Linked DNA regions of Homo sapiens: region 1 is linked to region 2. A link is a loop called in an ENCODE intact Hi-C map of the cell type or tissue named here. Cell type or tissue: B cell. All regions are shown on one strand. Each heading gives the region's core, and the rest is flanking DNA. Links, peaks and the distances in the headings are about the cores only. Region 1 overlaps C17orf67 (chromosome 17 open reading frame 67). Region 2 overlaps DGKE (diacylglycerol kinase epsilon).

Region 1 (2,917 bases), core at 124-2,623, 51 kb before region 2:
CCACTTTTTTTAAGTAAAAAGGTTAAATATTTTAATATTATATTTTAACATGATGAAATATCCAAAATATTATTATTTTAACACATAATCAATATAAACAAGTTGTCAATGAGAGATTTTATGCCTTTTTTTGTACTAAACCTTCAAGATCTGGTGTAGATTTTACACTTATACATTTCAAGTGCTCGGTAGCCACATGTGGCTAGTGCTACCATATTAGACAACATGGATCTAGATCCTTCCGTCTCTAATGCCACCACCCAAGTCTAGGCCATTGTTTCCCTCACCCAGCTTCTGGCACCAGGCTCCCAAATGGGATTCTAGTTTCCCTCCCTGTTCACTTCAATCTGTTCTCCAGGTAGCAGCAAGGATGAAATAGAAAGTATCAGTTAGACCTCATCACTTCCATGCATAAGATCTTTCCTCATCTTCCCATGAGAGTCAGAATAAAATTAAAATCCCTACCAAGCACAACAGGACCCTGTGTTTTTTGTGCCTACTGCCCTTTCCAACCTTACTCCAACCACTCCCCTCCTGCTCACTGCCATCTGGCCACACTCACTCACTTTCAGCTTAACAAGCCCACTCCCGCCTCAGGACCTTTGCATGTGCTTTTTCTCCCTCTTTTAATGACTGGATCTATCTCATCCTTCAGGTTTCAATTTGAAATTTCTCCTACTCAGGAAAGCCTGCCCTTACCAGCCTTCTTAATAAAAAGTTCCCTGCCCCCACCACCACCACTCTCCATCTCACAGCACTCACCATAATTTATACGTATTGCATTTATTTACTTTTTAAAAATCTGTCTCCTTCACTGGTAAGCTTTAAGCAAGCTTGTATTATTTTTATAATTTTTTAAAGCATAAGGCAACCTCTGGTGGACTGAGGTGGTGAGACTGGAGAGAGTCGGAGCCTGTATCACACCCTGGGAGGCTGCTGCAAGTCTCGGGTGGGGAGGGCCGTTCAGGTGTGATACTGGCAGGGCCATCAAATGCCCTTCAGCTTGGCCTCTGGATGTTGTCCTAAAAGAAGCGAGAGGGGGAGGAATATAGAAAGACCGAAAGAGCAAAGTGTCTTATTGTGAGTGTCACTCAGGCGGTGAGAATTCTCTTCTAAACCCCATCCCGGTTCTCAGGAAAAGCCCCAGCGGGGTAACGAGGTGAGTCGGCAAGGCTCCCAGTAGAAGACGCAATTCCCAATAAATCCACAAGGTGGCAGAGCAGAAGGTGGAACCAGGGACAACTAAGATCAGGGGAAAGAGCTCAAGGCCACTAAGGTTAATTATTCAAGAAGTTGCCAGCGATTCCAGAGAATCTACTGGAGGTGGAGAGAGAGGGTGCTGCTGCACCTAAAACTATTTCCGTACTTTTATTTTAATTGATGTACTATTGAAGGCATTCATCAGATGTTGTGGCCTAGGAAAGCGGTACAGTAAGTCCTCATAACATTATTGCTGATAAATTCTTGGAAACTGAGACTTTAAGCCAAATGGTCCAGAATGAACCAATTTTACCATAAGCTAATTGATATACACAAGAGGTGAGTTCCTATGGCATATTTCTGGTCACAAAACATCACCAAACTTCTAAATAAGGACCCAAAACATTTCTAATATCAAACGTTGAAGGCTATACATGTATTTAAGAAAGATTAATAAAAACAAGTAAGATAGTTATTAATATTTACCCACTTATTCTAGTTCAGGGCCGTGGTGGCTGGAGCGTGTCCCAGCAGCTCAGGGCACCAGGCAGAAACCAGCCCTGGAGAAGACACCATTCCATCGCAGGGCACACTCTCACACACCCACCCACACACACTCACGCGGGGACAATTCAGACACACCAATGAACATAACGTGCACAGCTTTAGGATGTGGGAAGAAACCGAAGTACCCAGAGAAAACCCACGCAGACATGGAAAGAACATGCAAACTCCACACAGACAGTGGCCCGGGGCTGGAATCAATTTTTTTTCTCATCAACATTGTAATGAAACAACGTTGAAGGAAACAATGTTATTTGAGGACCTGTTGTGTTAACTATTTGATAACATTTAAAAGCCTATAAAGGAATAATGCTACCACCCATATTCACAACACCCAAACACAACTTTTTGTTTGGGTGAGTTTCCCTTTTTTTTTTTTTTTTTTTTTTGGAAGGAACTGTCCCATTACACAGATATTTAAGTGTCATTGACAAATGACAAACCCAACATTCTAGAGTTCTAAATGTCATCACACTGAACTATAGAAACTTTAGAGACAAGAGAACTTCGTTTTGTTTTTGTTTTTTGAGAGAGGGTCTTGCTCTGTCGCCCAGGCTGGAGTGCAGTGGCACAAGCATAGCTCACTGCAGCCTCACCCTCCTGGGTTCCAATGATCCTCCTGCCTCAGCTTCTCAAATAGCTGGAACCACAGGCGTGCACTACCATGCCCAGCTAATTATTTTTATTTATTTATTTATTTATTTTAGAAACAGGGTCTTGCTATGTTGTCCAGGCTGCTCTTAAACTCCTGGGCTCAAGTAATCCTACCCCCTTGGCCTCCCAAAGGAACATTTTTTTAAGTATAGAAAAATGCCAAATCTGTCCCCATCAAGAGAATTATAATGTGTCGACATTTTTTAGGCCCAGGGTAAATTAAATAAATTCTAACAGTCCTCTCCATATTTGCTTTCATCTTTTTTACTGTCTACCTCACATGTACATTGTAAAGAATTATATATACATTGTAAAAATATGGAATTTATAGTATAGTTGGTAGACTAGACTACAGTATTTTTTAAAATAATGATAGTAACTTTAAAGCAATGATAGTAACTCCATAAGCTGTGTGTGGTGCTTATGGGTCTAGATCCTTCCATCTCTATTGTCACCACCCACATCTAGGCCACTGTTATCTCTCACCCAGCACCAGGCT
Region 2 (2,917 bases), core at 291-2,790:
TGTAAGAATGGGAATTAATGCCCACCTACGGGTTGCAAGTGCTTACAGGAGCTGGGCAAGCAACGAAGGTAAGAGTTGTAGAGACTTCGGTAAACTGGAGCACATGATTCCTGGGAAGCAGGCCTAGTGTAAACAATTTATTTTTCTAGAAAAGACAGAAGTTTAGAGTATATGAAATCTAATTTTTAAGTATTGGTTGGCAACTAATTGACTATCGTCTACCATAAGGTTATATGATAATTATTAGGGCAGGAGAGTGAATGCATCTTAATATGCATGGCAGAACTGTGTGTTTCCTTCCATCTGGATTTTCATAAAGCTTTCTGATTTATCAGTAACGATCTGAAAAATGTACTGTGGCATGTAACATCTTTTATTCATTTTATTAGGCATTAGAGGAAGAATATTCTGTAGTCCTGCTTTATTCTGCCATCTTTACCTGGAAATCCATTTTTATAAAATTTTTGTAATAAAAATTCACTTGATCACTTGCCTGCTTTCTTTTAAACAGTGCCAAGCGTAATGCCCCTTGATAATTTACATATATGTGAACGTGGCTGTGATAGCTGCTGATGTTCACACATAGGCCATCTTACATGTAATGATCCATGTTTGGACTTAAACAGCTTCACACATTTATTGTACAGTTAGGTGTCACATGCTTTTACTTTTTATTTTATAATCTGTATTTCTGTGAGGTAGACATTATTGGCTCCATGTTATATACATTGATAGCCCGGAGCTAGAGATTGAACCCAGGCCATCCTCCCCACTGCCTTTCATCATCAACACAACCACCACCAACAGTATTTTAAAAGTGTTAAATATTGGCAGACGTGTCATTGTTCTGAGCACTAGGACTAGGGCTTATGCGGCTGTCTGAGGAATTCCCTGTACAAGGAAACATCATATACCAAAAAGTTACTCATGGAAGGAGTTTGGAGATGATGAGCTAAAAGTATTACACATGGACTATTGTAAAAGAAAAAAAAGCAGGCACAATAAAATTTTAGAATGTACTTAAGAAGCAATTCGTGACTTGGGAAACCCCAAACCCAATGAGGATTTAGTGTTTCAATGACACAACATCAGAGGCAAGTATTCATAGAGTGCATACAGAAGCAAAATTAAGAAATGATTTGATTGGTTGCCTTTTTTGGCTTACTTTCTTGGAAAGTCCCCAGTCTCATGATCATGTTAGTTGGCTGCTTATGATTGGCTGAGGTTAAGTTTTGTATCTAACATAAGCATTTACCAAAAATGACCCAAGTTAAGTTTCATTTATGTTTACAGTTTAAGTAGGTTAGGGCTATTTTTAAGGCCTAGTTGGTTTGTTTGCTCAGGAATGTTTCAAGCCTAGTTTCCATTTTAATTTTGCTTTGACAGTTCCCCACTTTTAGTCACCCCGTCCGCAAGCTGAGAGTGTGACCAAATGGCATAGCATTACTCTCAGTTACCACTATTGACATAGTCTAGGAAGAAGAGTCAGATGTTTATCAATAGCTGCCCTAGGGCTCAGAGTCACCCTCGGGAATGACATAGTCCATGCTGGTTTCCTCCAGTTGTCTGATCCTTACGGCAATCTTTTGACATATGAGTGACTACTGGAAAGCACTTAAACATCCTTGAAAGGACCAGCCTCTGTGAATAACACCTGTAATCTCAGAACTTTGGAGGCCAGAGTAGGGGAATTGCTTGAGCAGGAGTTCAAGACCAGCTAGACAATGTAACAAGACCCCATGTCTACAAAAAAAAAAAAATTTTTTTTTAATTAGCTGGGCAGGGCTGGGTATGGAGGCTTACACCTGTAATCCCAGAATTGTGGGAGGCCAAGGCAGGTGGATTGCTAGAGCTCAGGAGTTCGAGACCAACCTAAGCAACATATTGAAACCCCATCTCTACCAAAAATACAAAAAATTAGCCGGGCGTGGTGGCACACACCTCTGGTCCCAGCTGCTCGGGAGGCTGATGGAGGAGGGTCACTTGAGCCTGAGAGGCAGAGGTTGCAGTGAGCCGAGATTGCGCCACAGCACTCCATCCTGGGTGACAGACTGAGACCTCATCTCAAAAAAATACAAATTAGCTGGGTAGTGCTCACTACAGCAGCACATATACTAAAATTGGAACAATACAGAGAAGGTTAGCATGGCCCCTGAACAAGGATGACATGCAAATTCATGAAATGTTCCATATTTTTACATATAAAAGCAAGCTGAATCCTGATCACCTTGAGTACATGTCATCAGGGACCTCCTGAGGCTGTGTCCCGTGCCCATGCATGTCCTTAATCTTGGCAAAATAAACTTTCTAAATTGGAAAAAAAAAAATTAGCTGAGTGTGGTGATGCACACCTGTAGTCCCAGCTACTCAGGAGACGGAGGTGGGAGGATCACTTTTGTCCAGGAGTTCCAGGCTACAGTGAGGTAGCATTGCACCACTGTACTCCTGCCTGGGTCAAAGAGCACGACACTGTCGCTCAAAAATAAATTTTAAAAATTATTGAGAAAATACAATGCACTGTGTTGGGTAAGCCATTGTGTATGGGTACCCACTGTGTATGGGTAAACACAATAACTACAAGAAGAATAATAGCAAAGGATTGAAAACCCTGAGTAAAGATTCCCAGGAGCCAAGATTTAACCAACTGAATAAATCAAGGGAGGCAGTGCTAATGAGATGAAAACCTTGTGTTCTTTAGGAACTTTTACATTTTGGGCAACAATATCAAATATAACAAACACTTAATGTTTTGTTAACATAAAAACACCGTAAGCTTCTCCCTGCTGAGCAGCTGAAGTGTCAGTAACTCCTACTTTGGGGTACTGCTGAGGTGAAATTATTCATCTCATATTGTACTGCTTGAAGAAAATTCGTAAGTATCACTAAAACTTTTTTCAAGAGTTGCTGAAATACTAAC

The links. A loop is a pair of places that touch in the nucleus more often than their neighbours do. Peaks named below come from ENCODE experiments on the same cell type or tissue, not always from the same donor. Only the 100,000 strongest peaks of a DNase experiment are listed, where the experiment ranks them.
Region 1: a loop joins it to region 2, with 2.3 times the contacts of the local background. A loop is called at or near these places in 12 of 110 quality-filtered maps.

The regions. Positions count from the first base shown.
Region 1 is chr17:56,818,637-56,821,553 of GRCh38, forward strand. The region is part of intron 4 of C17orf67 (chromosome 17 open reading frame 67); the gene reads right to left. Among named protein-coding and RNA genes, the nearest start is that of C17orf67, 14 kb to the right of the region's middle. In B cell, for the core only: CTCF peaks have their summits at 1,221 (motif pointing right) and 1,425; a DNase peak (open chromatin) is centred at 1,205.
Region 2 is chr17:56,869,080-56,871,996 of GRCh38, forward strand. DGKE (diacylglycerol kinase epsilon) reads left to right here. Exons shown (of 12, transcript NM_003647.3): 12 at 1-488. The region is part of intron 1 of LOC124904037 (a long non-coding RNA gene); the gene reads right to left. It also overlaps the pseudogene RNU6-1158P. Among named protein-coding and RNA genes, the nearest start is that of MIR3614, 21 kb to the right of the region's middle. In B cell, for the core only: no CTCF peak of the experiment used is centred there; a DNase peak (open chromatin) is centred at 1,332.